2 separate regions of the Homo sapiens genome follow, and region 1 is linked to region 2. The links are chromatin loops, found by intact Hi-C in ENCODE. Cell type or tissue: HepG2. All regions are shown on one strand. Each heading gives the region's core, and the rest is flanking DNA. Links, peaks and the distances in the headings are about the cores only.

Evidence for each region. Hi-C counts contacts between places; a loop is a spot of excess contacts. Peaks named below come from ENCODE experiments on the same cell type or tissue, not always from the same donor. Only the 100,000 strongest peaks of a DNase experiment are listed, where the experiment ranks them.
Region 1: it touches region 2 in a loop (5-fold over the local background); 7 of 110 quality-filtered maps call a loop at or near these places.

Annotation. Positions count from the first base shown.
Region 1 is chr14:61,603,686-61,612,025 of GRCh38, forward strand. The region is part of intron 1 of LINC03033 (long intergenic non-protein coding RNA 3033); the gene reads left to right. Among named protein-coding and RNA genes, the nearest start is that of LINC01303, 37 kb to the left of the region's middle. RefSeq lists enhancers at 3,690-4,440, 4,441-5,190, 5,639-6,250. In HepG2, for the core only: a CTCF peak has its summit at 4,145; DNase peaks (open chromatin) are centred at 4,676, 5,296 and 6,036; H3K4me3 peaks cover 1,821 bases.
Region 2 is chr14:61,533,509-61,541,848 of GRCh38, forward strand. All of the region lies in intron 12 of PRKCH (protein kinase C eta), which reads left to right. It overlaps PRKCH-AS2 (PRKCH antisense RNA 2), which reads right to left. Exons shown (of 3, transcript NR_188139.1): 3 at 1,865-4,398. Among named protein-coding and RNA genes, the nearest start is that of PRKCH-AS2, 7.8 kb to the right of the region's middle. RefSeq lists an enhancer at 3,791-4,990. In HepG2, for the core only: no CTCF peak of the experiment used is centred there; DNase peaks (open chromatin) are centred at 1,733, 3,433 and 4,253; H3K4me3 peaks cover 1,052 bases.

The DNA.
Region 1 (8,340 bases), core at 287-8,286, 70 kb after region 2:
GGCACGAGCCTGTAATCCCAGCTACTCAGGAGGCTGAGGCAGGAGAATCACTTGAACCTGGGAGGCAGAGGTTGCAGTGAGCCGAGATTACGCCATTGCACTCCAGCCTAGGTGACAGAGTGAGACACTGACTCAAAAACAAAACAAAAAAAAATGGAGTTGTTAAAATAATTCAGCGCCTTGAGTTCCTAGGTAAGCAGACTGAAATCCAGCTCAGTGTAAAACGTAAAATGAAACCTAAGATTAGCCAATCAAAAACCACCAACTAACCTCTCACTAGGGACTTTTCACTGGAATGATCTAAATAAGGCTATTGCTTCATTTTAACCAAATATTTTCTTTGCCTTGCTTCTGCATTCTCCCTATAAAAAGGCCTTCCCTTTATGCTCTTCAGTGGAGCCCCAAATAACTTGTGGCTTGCAGCTGCTCAATTTGTGAGCCCTGTCTGATCACATTAACTCTTTAATATTTTAATGTGCCTAAGTTTATCTTTTTACAGAGTCAATATAGTACTTTCCTCATAAGGTTGTTGTGAAGAATTCAAATATGTTCATACAACATTCAGTTGATATAAAAATGCATTTTTTCCTCTAGTTTTCCTCATGAACTCCATCTGCTGAGTAGTACAGAAACAACCTTAATTTTTGTCCAATCTACTCATTTCATACTGATATAATACTTTTAATATTTCTATAGGGATATAAAATCTCTGGGGGAAAATGTTAAGTCTTCAAGATGGCCTTTGCTTCTTTCCTCCAAGATGGTATCTGGGAGTTTGAGGGAAGGTCTATGGGTCAGTGACCCTGTGGCAGCAGAGGAGAGATGGGATCCTTAAACCCATCCAGTGTCCTCTGGAGCCTTTCTCATCTCTGCTGTGGAGTAACTGGACAATTCTGCTCCTTGGCCTGGGAGGCAGGGATGTGTACTTGGTCCCATTGGTCTGTTTGAGCTCAATGGACAGATGCTGCTAGATTCCAGAGCCCCGGCCACTTGCCCCTAGTCCCATAAACACTCTCCTTTTTCATGGCAGCTTCAGGCTTCTGCTGGACCATCAACCTTCTCAGCACCTTCCAGGGATGTGAAAGAACTCATACTGCTTCAGGACAGTTACCCTCATCATATACTTCCCTAATATCCTGTTGTTGTCCTTTATAACACTTTACTAAATTAGTAACTTTATTTTTTTGTATGAGAACATTAATTTGATATTTTCTGCCATACAGCATTGCAATCTTAGTGGTACTAGGAATCCTGTCCAGTTTTGTTCATTATTGTGTTCCCAGTGCCTAGATCAATCAATACTGCTAAATAAATAAATGAGAAACTCCTAACTTCAGGGCCCTGATATTTCAGAACACAGATGATCTTGCCTTAAATATTTTCCCATCCATACCAGGAACCTTAGTTTTCTTCCCAACACCATTCTGCCTGTGTTCTTTCCTATCAGAAGATTGATTTTGTTTGGTTGACAAAATGTCCAGCCCAGGGACTTTATAAATCATGAATTTGCCATGAACAAGCAATCCTGTTCCCAACACCAACAATAGATCAGAGTAGTTATGCCATGTTGTTCCATCTAATGAGCTAGAAAGAAAAGTTGAGGGGGGTGATTTTGTCCTTGATTTCCATCAAGAATATAAGTAGAGCTCTCTTCAGTCTTCTCTGCCCTCAACCCCTCACTTTTAAAATGTGGCAGAATGAAGATGTTATGTTTGGAGCTACAGTAGCCAACTTGCAACCATAAGGGAAAGACCTGAAGAAATGCCAAAATGATCTCATTGAGCTCCTGTACCAACCCTGGAACTATACCCCAGCTTTCTTGTTATGTGACATCATGCATGCCTTTATCATCTATGCTACTATTATTTGAGCTTTATATTGCCAGGAGCCATTTTTTTCTGATACCCTTTGGAACAAATCCAATTTTGCATGCATTTTATGACCTAAAGCTGGGCCACAGATCATTAGTTCTGTTTTTACTTCCATTTAAGTTATAGTCTATGCTCAGACGTAAGCCTCATTAACGTCCCAGGCTACATGTCAGATATGGCTTTAGGTGACATCTCTGAAGCACTCCGAACAATGAAGATCTAAATGGTCACACCTAGTGACCAGGCAGTTGCAGATCAAGGGAATGGGATGAGGAGGCAGAACTGTAGAGACAGAGTAGTGAGGGCTGAAGCCAGGAAAGCAAAGAGAACCCAAGAGGGTATCAGAACTCAAGGGAAAACAAGACTGGGGCGGAGGAAAGGTCCAAGCAAATAGTCATCAATAGATAGATCCAGAAAAAGATGGGAAAGGAAAAATTTAAATCTAGGAAATAATCTGACAATAATGCACAAGACTTTTTGGAGAAAATTTTAATTCCAATAATAGATATAAGCAAAGACTTGAATAAATGGAGTGATATGCTGATTGTGTGGAACAATTTAACATTTTAAGAATATCAGTTCTTCCCAAACTGAAGCTGTAGATCCAATGCAATTCAAGTAAAATGCCCACCCCAAGTTTTTAGGACTTTGAAAAACAATTTTAAAATTCATATGAAGAATAAATATCCACAGACAGCTAATTTTTTAAGTGTAGGCAAAAAGGAAATTTGCCTTGCTAGATATTAAGGCACATCACAAAGCCATGATTAAGAAAAGGGGAAAAAAGTCAAGTTGACCAGGAGAACAGAATACAGAACCCAGAATTAGACCCAGCTATAGAGGAGAACATGTTATATGATAGAGGGGGCATCACAAATCACTACAGAAGCAATAGATTAAGTAGTACATGGTGATGGGAAAATTGCCTCCATTCAGCCCCACCTCAGACAATTTAAAAAGAAACCCCAATGGATTAAATGCCCAAACGTTTAATATAACAGTTTATAGTGATAGGAAATAATATGCGTGAATATCTCTGTGACTTTTGAGTGGAGGCATTTCTAAAGAAAAACCCGAAAGTACAAACCATAAGGAGGAGAAAAAAATACGGATTTGTCTACAAAACAAAATTAAAGATTTATTCCAACAAATACTACAGACAAAGTCAACAGGTAAACTGGAAGAAGATGTTACTGACATCCCAAACCAAAGAATGTAGATCTAGGAAATCCTGCGAAACAGTAATAAAAAGGGAAAACAGGCAAAATATACAAGAGGAAACCTCTTAATGGCCAATAAGTGTATACAAAGATGCTAAACATTACTAGCAATCAGAGAAATACAAATTAAAACATCAATGAGAGATCACTTTAGAGAAAGTCGGATAAAATCAAGTATAACAAAGACACTGCTAGAGGGGTGGAAATAAATGCAGCCATCCTGCAGAGCAATCTAGGAGTCCCTAGAGAAATCAAGGATGCATTCTTGGCCCTGAGTATGTGCCCAAGAAAACACTGATGTGCAGATCATAAGAATACATGTAAAGCTGTCCATCATGGTGCGTGTGTGTGTGTGTGTGTGTGTGTGTGTATGTATGTATGTAAACAAGGACTGATGTTTGTTAATAAAGCAATGGTTTAGTTAAACATAAACAAATACAAGATGGGCCACTATTCAAGCCAGAAGCGGGAAAGGAGATTTACATATAGCAGCGTGGACGGGTCACCAAAGCATATTGATGATGGCCGTGGTACGTGAAGTGAGTAATTTACTCTATTCTCCTGAGGTCCAAATTAAATAAAATGTAAATACATAGAGCCAGTGGTCACAGAACTTCAGTGTCTCTGAAATGTTTATGTGCATGAGAATCATCTGAGGTATCTGTTAAAAGAACAAATTTGAGGGTCCCACACACAGAGATTCTGAACCTGCACTTTAAACATGCATCCCAGGTGATTCTCCTATAAGTGGACCACAGGCTGCACTTGGAGACACCTTCAACTAGGTAAAATCAAGCTACCAGGAGAGTGATCAGAAGTTAGTAGCAAGGGAAATGGCAGTAGAACATCTGCCCAGCACCGGCAGCAAGGAAATGACTCTGAAGCAGCTGGCCCTGTCAGCAGCAGCTGCCTCTCTCCCCTCCCTTTTTTTGTGAGCCAATCTTAGTGGGCCTGGCCTGAAGGGGTTTGGGTGATGGAAACTGACAACTGCCGTCTGGGGAGCGTGTCTGGAGAGACAGGAAGCCACTGGGGGGCTTTTTCTTCATGAGGATGCTGCTGTGCGTAGTGCCACCAGGGGTCCTAAGCTTGATGTGACCATCCAGACTCACAGTGGGCTTCTCCAGGTTGGGCTGTGGGTTGGGGGGAGGTGGGCTATGAAAAGAGTGAGAATGACATATGGGGGACATTGTCAGATGCCAATGCTTGAGTCTGTTCCGATGAGAGAAGCACTGCTGAGCCTTCTCCTGGCAGATCTGGTGGACTCTGGGTGCAGATGGTCCAGGAGTCGAGCCACAGAACCCCGTCATCCCTCCAGTGTCTTCATTGCTCTTGCCTCCTTTGGTCCCTGCCTCTGGCCTGTGCTTTAAGAGCTGGACTGTTCTGAGGCATATTGTGTACCATGTGGAGGGGATAGTGACTGCTATGATTGTAGGCAGATGGGATGTGGTCTTAAGCTTGCCTTTAGGGGTGTCTGATGGCATGCTCAGCCCTGCATCTCCAGCCAGAGACGTCTCCCTCCCTGTGAATGGATTACAGCCACCCCAGTCAAGAACGGACTCTGGACTCCTACTGTTATTTATCCAGGCACTGTTCCCCAACTGGCCCAGAGAACTAACGGAAGCCTGGATTCACTGTCCCCTTCCTAATGTGCAGAATGGCCTGGTTTCCTAAGGACAAGGAAGGTTTTTCAGATTTATACAAACAGACCGTGCATATTTGTGGGTATCCAGGTAACAAACCCAGTTTGAAACTCCTTTTGACAGCATAATTCATAACTCCAGACAGAAATGCTAACGTGAACACAGACACTCCAAAGGTGGAAAAGATTAAGAAATGGTCCCAAACATAGCTCTCTCTAGAAATCATCTGATTCTCTAACACACCTCATTTTGCAAATGTGAGTATTGTCATGTAAAGAGAAAAGAACCAAAGAGAAAAAGAAGACTGGCAGAGAATCCAGAGACACAAATATTTCAGGCTTATTAATAACCAGTAAAGCTTTCTTTCTTAGGAACTTCTTGAAGTCAGCTGTTTGATGCTGATGGTGTGTGATGTGTAAGCAAAGGTCTGTGAATCTGAGAATCCCCATGTGCGTCTACAGGACCGTTCTCCCTGCCCCTGTTTTAATGAGATCCAGGGCAGCTGCAGCTCCCATTGTGCTGAGTGGCCTGGGCAGGCTGACAGAGCTATTCTTCTCTCCTAGTAATGTGTTTGCTTAAGCATGAACATTAGTGTCAGAAGTGCTTAGTGCAAAGCAACCATTCAGGGGTGAAGCAGTCACTGCCAAGTCTATATGTCTGGGAATTCATTATGTCTATTCGTCTGGGGGTTAGGGTTAGGTAAACCTTGTATTTTCTAATGAAGTTGAAAAGGTAAAAAACAAAAACACTATTTATAAAATCATCTTTTTGGGGTGAGTCCAGCTGTGAAAACCCCAATGCCTTGTTCAGGCCATGGCTTCCTGAAAAACCGAACAATAGCTCTTGTTATGTGGGGCATATCCTCTTGCCCTCATCTGCCCTGTCTTCTGAAACGAGTGAAATGAAAGTTATTTTACACCCGACCTTGCACAAAGCTAATGTGCCTAATTAGCGGAAGATGTGCTTTTCGGATGGGAATCTGATTTTACTCAGTAGTGTCCTATCTTTCACGAGATGAGGACACATCATGGGCAGACTGTGTATTTTTTCTTGTCTTTCTCACAAGAGCAATGAATGTGATCTAAACTGATGACTCTCCTGTCTGTCTTGCCAGTATGGCCAAAGGCATTCATTTCCGAGGCAGCTGGCCAGGGCTGAGCCGCGGACAATTAACTGGGCCACAGGGCCCTGGGCTCACAACCTTCCTGCTGGATCCTGAACACAGGGCATTGGCATAACAATGAGCCACACTAAGACTTCCCTAGTAGGAAGCTGTCTGTTTTCATCTTTGTTGATCTTTTGGATAGATAATACCACGTGTCCTTCCCTCTGCTGTGTCTCCAGTACAGTGTTCCTGGAGTTAATGTGTATCACCAGCTTCCCCTGTAATGGTCCACCCACAGTGGTGTATAATGGGCAGGGAGGTGAGAGAGAGCAAGTGCAGGCAGTAATGGGGTGAGAATTTAAAGACAATAATAAAACTGACTCCAAGTCAGTCTGCTGCTTATTATCATCAAATGCTGACAATTTTTAAACAGTGTCACTGATAAAACACTCTTCCTTGCAAGCTCTAAACAATTACTAAAGTTGCTGTTGCCGCTGACATAGGTGGACCCCGTCACAGACATTCCTTTGCAAAGTAAGTTTGAGACAGGTGGGATTCATCCAAGCTCCCTTCAGCACATTTTTTATTTCCAGCCTGTGGGATGCTACACATTCCTGCATGTAAACAGTTTCGAAATAAGCAATAATAACATAGCAATGCTATGGCCTACGCTTTAACAGCTGGACTGTTGCTTCTTCTAGACGAAGAAACAAAATGTGAATTATTTCCATCCTATTTGACCATAAGGAGTTTTTAATTTGTATCTAAAATTTAAAACAATGAAACAGATTGCAAACTGCATGGTGTCACATTTTTGTTGGTTGTGTGTAAATTTTAAGTTCATATATGAAATATTTACTGAATTTGAATATCTTTAAAATTGAAATTTATTCTTTATAAAAATTGTTCATTGTTTAAAAACAGAAGTCCGTGAGAGTGAGTGCCTCTTTCCATTTTATGCCTTACCCTACTCCCAGCTGTGCCTACTACTTGGGAAGCAGGAACAGCTAGAGCACCTGCAGGTGACCTAAATGTGGCCCACCAGGCCACATGATGTTTAACGGATCCGATGTTTAATAGATCTCTTTGTTTTGTTTCTGTTTTTGTTTTGAGACAGAGTCTCACTCTGTTGCCCAGGCTGGGGTGTCGTGGTATGATCTTGGCTCACTGCAGCCTCCGTCTCCCAGGTTCAAGTGATTCATTCTCTCAGAGAGGGCTCCTATTGACAGAATTCCACCTGGAATTTTGAATCTGGAGTAGGTGACTCGAAGGTGCAAGGATATCTTGGAATCCTTTCTCCTGGGACTGGCGATGGTGCCAGGAGTGCTGTATGGTGTTCAGCAGCAGCGATGTTTAACCAGACCCTTCCTTTACTGTGATTTTGGCTGTTAGTTTGTAACCAAGCCACCCTGGTTTCTGTTTGTCAAGCCTGATTCTCTGGGCTTGACATTGATTATTTGGGCTCCCAGATATCCTTCTAGTGAATTTCTCTGCTGAAGTTAACCAGAGTCAGTGTCTGTCATTTGCGGCCAGTAACTCTTACTGGAATTCCTAATTCAGAGGAATACTTTGAGGATGAATTCTGAAACCCAAGATAATTGTGTACCACAGACAAACAAAAGCACTATAACATGTAGCACAGCAGCCTTACTGGAAATGTCAGCGATATCTTCTAACTTGTCAAAGCATATCTCATACTAACCTGTCATGACCACCCTGGCCAGATCTTAGTAGATCCAGCAAGACAAAAACCAGAGGATCTCTGTGTTTTGTTTTTGTTTTTGTTTTGAGACAGATTCTCACTCTGTTGCCCAGGCTGGGGTGTAGTGGTATGATCTCGGCTCACTGCAGCCTCCACCTCCCAGGTTCAAGTGATTCATTGTCCTGCCTCAGCCTCCCAAGTAGCTGGGACTACAGGGGTGCATCACCACGCCCAGCTAATTTTTGTATTTTTTTGGTAGAGACAGGGTTTCACTGTGTTGGCCAGGCTGGTCTCAAACTCCTGGCTTCAAGTGATCCGTGCTGGTCTCGAACTCCTGGCCTCAAGCAATCCCCCCACCTGAGCCTCCCAAAGTGCCGGGATTACAGGCGTGAGCCACTGCACCCAGTCTGATTGCATTCTTATTTCCACTGTAGCTCTAGCAAACATCTAGCTTTTATGTTAGGTTCTATAACTTGGAGCTAGCTTTTCAAAATCTCTAGACTGGGGCTTCCCCATATTTCTATTGGGATAATGACTTCATCATGGGAAGATCAAGTTTGTGTAAAGCACTGTATTATAGTGCCTGGCACATACTGCAGCACCTGGGCAATTTTTCCCTCACTTAGTCTTCAGTAAGCACCTACTCAGGACCCAGGACCATTTGAGGCACTGGAAAGCTACTCATATTTTTAGTGTATTTGCTGTGTCTTCCTTCTGCTGTTTTGCTAAGAGATGATTAGATGGTCTTTCTAAATACCAAGATGAATAGCCACAGGCACTAACTTCTTCAGCCTATCTCCTA
Region 2 (8,340 bases), core at 101-8,100:
AAAGGCATCAGAATTGGGTTGGTTAAGAACCTGCCTCCAGAGCAGAGCTGCCTGGGGGCAGATCTTGGCTCTTTGACTAATAGGCTGTGTGACCTTGGGCAAATGGCATAATTCTTGCATGCCTTAGTTTCCTCTCCATTTCCTTGGGCAAATGGCCTAATTCTTCCATGCCTCAGCAGGTGGGGTGTACAACCCACAGGGCTACTGCGTGGTTGGCATGAGATAACATGTGTGGGTGCCTGAAGCAGTGCTTGGCACAGGGTACGTGCCCAGGAAGTGTCCTGCACTATTACTGCTGAGAGCTGCATGCATGAAATGATTTTTTTACACTCTGCCCTTATCTCTGAAAAAGTATTTGTCATATTAGGAGGAGGGTTCGAGATAGCAAGGTGTGCTATGCCAACCACTCAGGCTGCTTTCTGGCTCTAATTGCAACTTGATTTAATTAGGCCAATATAGTTATTTTACTACCAGAAGAAAACTTAGAGATTGTCCCTTCCAACCCCCTCGTTTTATAGATGAGGAAACCATGAGGTACTGAGAAATTGTGACTCATCAAAGGCCATTTAACACATTACTTAAATCAATTGGGGCCTTTGTGCACTGCTGATGAGGATGTAAAATGGTGTGGATAATGGTATGGTGGGAGGTTCTTCAGAAAATTAAGCAGAATTACCATATGATCTAGCACTTCTACTTCTGGATATTTACCCAAAAGAATTGAAAGTGGGAACTCTAATAGATATTTGTACACCCATGTCCATAGCAGCATTACGTACAATAGCCCGAAGGTGGAAGCAACCCATGTGTCCATCAACAGATGAATAGATAAGTAAGATGTGGTACGTGCACTCTGAACAAGCATTCATTTGGCTGCACAGGGCCAGATCAAGGTATACTGTGTTCTTTACCAATATTGACTTGACGCCTTTTTCCAGAATTTTGTGTCCACCTAAGATCAGGCTTTCTGGGAGCTTGGTGACTTCAAGAGTTCCTCATGTGAATAGTTGAATCCATTGGATGGTGTTTTGCATAGTTCTAAAAACAGTAGGGAAATCATGAGTGCTAAGTTTTGAACTGTAATTATTTGTCTTTGCCCTTAATTTTATAGAGCTTTGTGATCATTAGAGGCATAAACACAGAATTGTAGAGCTGGAAATAGTTTAAAAATATTTTGTCCACATTTCCTCATCTGTAGATGAGGAAACGGGCCCAGAGAGATGAAGGGACTTTACATGTTAGAATGGAAAGAACACACCCTAGACCTCATGTGACTTCTGCCACTGATTTTCAGTCTATAAAGGTGTGATAATAACACCTATAGTGCCCGCTTCAAATAAGGCAGTATACATGAAAGTGTTTTCCAAGTGGAATGCACGATACAAGAGTAAGTGATTAGTATTGCTAACTTGTGAGTAGTAATTTCACAACACACTTAGAGATGTCATTATCCTCATCTTCTCCTTGAACAGTTCAGCAACATCATCAAGGTTATTAAGTGCTTAATTTTACACAAGGCTGTGGTAGGCTTTTATTCCTAAGGAAATTGTATTTTTGTTTTTCCAGGAGCTTTTAAATCTTGACCAAAGACATATAGGTGGGGTGTAAATAGCCAAATAGATATTGATCTGTTTATTTATATAATAGGCTTATATCAATGCATATGTGCATAGCAGGCATGGGTTCTGCAATACTCAGGTTCTGTGCGAGGTGCCAGGAATTCAGTGATGAGTGAGGCAAACATGATCCTGCTCTTGTGGAATTTACAGTCCAGTTGGGGTGGGGAGGGAGAAAGAAATTTTAAAGAGAAATTAAACATTAACTATATACTTACAATTTAATGAGAAAAAAATAAAATCCAAGGTTCTTTGAAAGCATTTATTTAACAGGCAGATCTAACATGACCTGGGCCACCAAAGGAGGCCATCTGGAGGAGATGACATTTAATAAAGGCTGAAGAGAAATGAGGCTTGAAAGTGTGCAGAGGTCTTGAGAAAGGAGCAGTCCATTTGAGTAGCTCAATGGCAGGCGGGTTGGAGTGTGATGAGCAAAGGGGTGGGGCAGTGAGAGCTTCAGGTGAGGAGGCTGAGGGAACAGTGAGAGCCCAAAGGACATCCTAGGTCACGCGAAGGAGTCTACACTTTATCTGAAGTGCCAACGTAAGTCTTTGAAGAATTCCAAGCAAGCATGAGTGATGCAATCACTACTTCATGTGTAAAAGATCACCCTGGCTATTGTATAAGGAGTGGACCAACAGACTGGAGTATTTGCTGATTAAGTGACTTCTAGGATTTCTTTCAAATTAATCCAGGAGTTGTGGGGAGAAACAGATGAAACAATATTGGGCATGTGTCAGTAACCATCAAGGCTGAGTGATGAGTACATGAGGGTCTGTGTTACTGTCGTCTAAAATTTCCACATGGAAAAGTTGTTAAAACCACCATATAAATGAATATCTTTTATAAACAAGCTCAGCGTGTGTGTATGAAGAAACATTTCTAGCCTGTATAGAAAAAGTGATCTCCATCTTCACAAATGAAGGGAAATGGTTTACAATACAAATATACAGAAAGAGCTAATGATGTGAGCCACATACAAGCTCCCCTGTGGATCCTGGCCACATCTCTTAAATCCAGTCTCGGGTTCCTGGCCTGGGAGTCTATGTCACCCTCATGATTTTTTGCCACAGACAAAATTAACCAGTGGTTTTAGCACAACTCATTTCTTCAGCATACCTGAAGAGTATCTATGCCTTCTCAAGAAGTGTCCTTCAACCTCCAGGGTAGTAATGAAGGGTACCCCAAAGAAGCATTTTTAACAGAAAAGAGACCAGAGAAGGAGAGAATCCTCACTGTTGGACTTTGCCCCATGCTGCCTCCTTGGGACCCTGGGAGATCCTTTCCCGGCCTGCTGGATCTGCCCTTTCCCCCTGAGAGGCAGGAAGAGCTGAGATCTCCAAGCCAGACCTTCACAGTGCCTCTCTCTACAGTCTTAGTGTGGGAGGGGCATCTTTCCATGGCTTCCTGAGATGGAGATTTATTTAAGAAGGAAAGCTTGTTGAATTCCCTCTTACCTTTTTAAATGAAAGGTATTATTATTATTCTATATCTGGGGAAACTGGTCAGACACCTGTTTATGTTACATGCCATAGAGTTACAGATGTTAAAGACCTCAGGGCTTCATCTGGCGTGATGTCAGCGAGGGCCTACATTCAGGGTTGGGGAGGGTGTGTACTGTCCAGCATTCCTCTAAAAGTGTGTGACTGGCAAGGCAGGCTCCAGCATCTTCTGACCACTAATCTAATATTACTGTCCCCACAGGCCCTCCCTGTCATCACCTTTACCACTGCCCTCTCCACCCGCAACACCCCCGAGGTTGTGGACTTGTGAGTTCTTTGTGTATAGCTGTTCAAACATTTCCTATAGACGTGGGTAGTGGACAAAGGACTTGCTTGTGAGAACTTTTCCCATGGAGTGCAGAATCAGTGGGTGCGGGGGTAGCTTGAGCACACTTAGTTTTTAGCCCAGGATTTCTACTTGAAAAGAATTCCCCAAATCATTAACCAGTAATCGCACATCTAAAAGTAACTTTATATGCACCCAAATAGGCACACTGGGAAGACTATTTTTCTTGCTTCCCCTTCTGTCTTTCTCATCTTTGCTTCAAATGTTTCTGCTCAATACTTAACGTGTGCTTGCCTCAAAAGCAGCCTGACCTGCGACTCGCAGAGAATGGAGTATTCACACTGGCAGGATCCTCAGAAATTAACACAAAAAAGGCATATGACGATGACACACACATTTGTGTAAAGAAAAAATAAAAGGCATTCCAGCTGTTATTTCTTAATTTTTTTTAACTTGGTTTGGGAATATATACTACCTGTTTTCTGGTGTCAACATGCCATCAGGTTTCTTAGGCTGACTAAATCATCCCAAAATGCTGATAATGATGAGACAAAAGAAAGTCTATCATTTTTTTAGGGCTTCTGAGGTTCCACTGAGTTTTGCCCTCATCTAGGTCCAGAAGGGCTTAGGGAAGTCCCAGGCGAGTCAGCAGAGCTCAGGAAGCTGAAGCCTTGTCTCAGAGGTTAGTGCTCCTTTGCTGAATCATCTCCAGCAAGAAATCACGTGACTCAGGGTCTACTCAGGTGAAGTCGGCACCCTTGTCTTTGAGCTCACACAGGTGGCTGAGCTAAATAAGTGCTGAAAGGAGCTGGGTGCACTCTCCTGAGTCACCTTTGTTGACTCTGGAAGCACTGTAAACTTGGCATCAGAAGGAGATTATAAAGTGCTTTTGTTCCTAAGCTTTATAAAGTGTGTGTGTATGCATGTGGGTTTCTCTGTCATCCAGCCTCTCAGATTTCATCATCCGAGCATTGTCTGCAGGAATCCTGTTTGCCTGTACGCACAAAGGAGGGAGAACCACAGTTAATTCGGGGATCCTCTTTTAGCCCTGAGTGTGTCCCACATCTGTCACCAGGCAGTGAATTCCAGGAGCATTGACTGTCTTCCTGTTCATTTCCCTACTCCCCTCCTGGGAGAGGCTGGAATGTTCAAGGAAGCCAGCAAAGGTGGTCAGCCAGGAGAAGGCTGGGGAAGAGGAGGGAAAAATGGGACCCGAGTAACGCAGAGGATCCAACCCCAGATCATTAGGGCTGGTTTTTCAAACACTGTTAGGGGAAATCCAAAGAAAGTTATCAAAAGATCCTTGAGTAAGAGGAGTGGTTAACATGCAACCTGGCAGACTGTTGCCAGGACTGGAATACCTGTCTGAGGAAAGGAAGGTGCCCCACAGGCCTCTTACCAAAACCCCTAGTGAGGTTAACACCCTTCAGAAAAGGAACCGTTTGCTCACAGATCAAGGCCAGTGTCTGCAGAAAACAGAAAAACACTGCTCTTCCCAGAGATTTTGTATTTGGGTCTTTTTAAGTCATATAATTTTACTAAAGTTCTTGATCTCTACTTCTTTTTCCCTCATTAAATTGTAAGTTTCCTAAGGTTGGAAGTCCTTACATTTTGATAGCAGTGTAAAGGATTTTTTAAAATGTATTTTTAATAGAGTACTCATGCTGCATGTCTCATTTATCTCCATCCCTGCCAGGAAGATAAAGATGTCAAAGCTTTTGTAAAATGACCACGGAAACTTTTCCTGTGTGGAGATTTGCTAACCGGTGTCTGTGGGTCAGAAAAGCTTTTTGTTTCGAGTTAGAAAAACTCTTGTCAACAAAAGTATTTGACTTTGTTGTTTTTTGTTTGTTTGTCCTTGCCAACTATCAAAGGTCAGTAATTTGGGGCAGTTGATCATTAGATTTGGTTTGGATGCCAAAGATAATGCGCATCCAGGATAAAGAAGGGTACTGGCCTTGATTTCATCAGAGGAGGATAAAGGACATTGTATAGTCCCCACTAGAGAATCTTTGTTCAGCACTCACTTCTCTTCAGTAGCTACATTTGGGGAATCATACCTGGAAAAAAGTAGTTCGTATAGCTTGGGCATGTAGGGTAGCAGCAGCTTTTTCTTAACACTTGGAAGTCATTGGAGAGCATTGAAATCCGCCCCATCAGTCAGAGCTGCTTGAGACTGGTTTGTCAGGAATAGAAGCATGTTGTCTAACAACGGGCATTGGCACAACTGCATGACCTTGGGTTTCCATCTCCGAGACTTGCCTCTAACCTTTACCTACGGTTAATCAACATTGTCCCATGACCAGAAAGAAGATACAAGGAAGCAATAATGATTATAAAACCCAGGAAAGGCAGGGTGTTGGGAGCCTTGGAAAGGAATTGAGTATGTGCTTATGAAGGGCTGCTGGATTCCAGTCACAGACAGCATGGAAAACACAGCCAGCAAACCCACCACGGATTTGAGCACTGCCCCTGCCCGCTAGAGGAACAGTATAGGGCATTTAGTGTACTGAGTTTCATCGAGAGAAAATAAAGTACACTGTGTAGTGTGTCTCTGGAGATATCGCACAGAATATTCTGATGCTGGTCAGTTACAACCTGCCAGGTAAGGCACTGACCCACCGGCATTCTCAAATATACCCACATGCCCACTTCCTCCATCACTGGCTCAGGGAGATCAGCTTGAGCAAGTTTATTTCACTTTATTTTTAATAAAGAAAAGCCCATTTCAGACTCAAGGAAAACAAAGCATCTGTAGCTGAGGGAAGGACAATCTTCAAAATGCCAGCTTTTTTTTTTTCCTCCCAGAGTTTTTAGTGATAAATGCAAAAATAGAAGAAAGAAAAGAGTCCCTTGATATGGGCACAGACTGTGGAGGCCACTGGTGTGGCCACCCACCCACCTGACGCCGGACAGGCCAGTCCGGCTCTGCTTCACGTGTTTTCAATGACACAATGCTGTTCCTGCCAGGGAGCACTCTCATCACTTAATGGTACTGAGTATTACAACCACATTACGTGTTTTAGTTTTTCTTATGATGTATTTAGATATGCTGCCTTTAACTTCCACTCCCTGAACTTATTTCTCCCTGAAATTATTTCTCATCTAATCCCTCTTCTGGCCGACAGCTCTTTGAGTATTTGAAAATTTTAAGTGTCCTTCTATCTTTTCCAGCAAAAAGACCCTCAGTAGTTTGAAATAAAACCAGGTGTCAGGCTGAAGGATGCCTCGGATTTTTTCCAGCCCTATTACTTTTCTTTCCCTTCACTTACCACCTGCACTGTATGTACTTCTCAGCCCTTCTCCTTCCATAGAATCAGAGGAAAAAGAATGTCACATGAGCCAGCAAAGAAGTACAACACAAGGAAACACACAGAGTGCGTGAATTCTCATCAGATGAAGTCCTGAGTGTCATTTATTAGGTGAAAGTAAAGTAAACTGTGTAATGATTCTCCTCACCTGTCGGTCCAAGTATCTTAACCCAGAATCCAAATAAGAAGATTGGTAGCCTCAAGGGGAAGTCTAGCGTAGGGACTGAGAGCAAAGGCCTGAGTTCAAATCCTGACTGTAGCACTCCCAAACTGTGTGACAGGTTACAGATGGGTCTGTTTCTCAGTTTCCTAATCTTTAAATTAGGAATAATAACCACAGTTGCTTTAAGGATTATATCCAATGAATTTGGAACACTTAATGCCTATGCAACAAAGGAGTATGCAGCATACATATATGGTAGTAATGGCTACCACTTCTTAAGCTGTAACTTGTATCAAACGGTATCATTCTCTACTCTCTCCACTCCTGCAGCTTCCCCCTTCTCAAACCAGTCTGGATACCTGGCAGGGTGGTCCATTGCCATGAGTGTGCAGGTAACTAGTTCCAGCCCTCCCCAGCAAATTCCATCCAGATCCAATCTTAGCAGGATAGAGCACCTCTCCTTCTCTTGGCTCGTCCAGTATTCCATAGCAGCACCATTCGGTATAAGAACCTAGACTTGGGAAGATTACAGTTTGTTTCCCCAGAGAGATTCAGGAAGTCTGTTGTCTGTCCTTTCCACCCTACCAAGCCCCATCCCACCCCCAGTGGACTGTCATCAGCCCCATCTTGCATTTAAATGTCTGTCACTGCCTTCTCCTATGGAAAAGTGACTTATCAATGCCAGGTCCAAGCCTGGTGTCTCTCCCATACTGTGCAGCCACATCCCTGCATGACCACTGCCCTGAGCTGGAGGGTGCTGCTAGCACGGGGTGTCTCCAGATCTCCCCAACAGCTGGCAGGAGGGGTATAAAAGGAGAAGGTTGGTCTTCATAACTGGGTCAGAATCTGCGTGTGCCAGCAGCATCCTTCAGACAGACACGCGCCTGCAACACGCATGCGTGGTGTGCTTCTCGTCAGCCCCAGGTGGCCATTAGGGTCTATGGTCATGGCGAGGTTGGGCGTCATGGCTGTGAACCGCACTCTATTCTGTGTCCTGTGCTCTTTCTCTGCCCTTTCTCCCCAGGACCCTCTCTAGAGCCATTAAATGCCTTTTCCCCATTTAGGATCATCGCTCTGGAATATTGGCAGGAAGGTTCTGTGGCATAGTTTCCTTGCCTTCTAACTTGCCAGCATTAGCTGCTAACTCTCTCTCTGCCCTTTGTTTAAGGTCTGAAATTGAATGAATGGAGAAGGTCATTTTGTTTGCCCAACAGCCACATCCAACCATTAGGCAGAAAATACAGTGTTCTCTGGCTCCTGGAAGAAAATCTTATTAGACTAATTGCTTTATTTATATAACTTGTCCTCTTCCTATGAAATCAGACAGATTTTGAAAGAGGAAAAAAATACTTGTGGCCATTACTTATATTTTAGTGAGTAAAGTACATTTGGGCCCAGTTATTTCAAGACTCATAATGACACAGCGTTAAACTCTATAATCTGGAACATCCAACAACTCAAA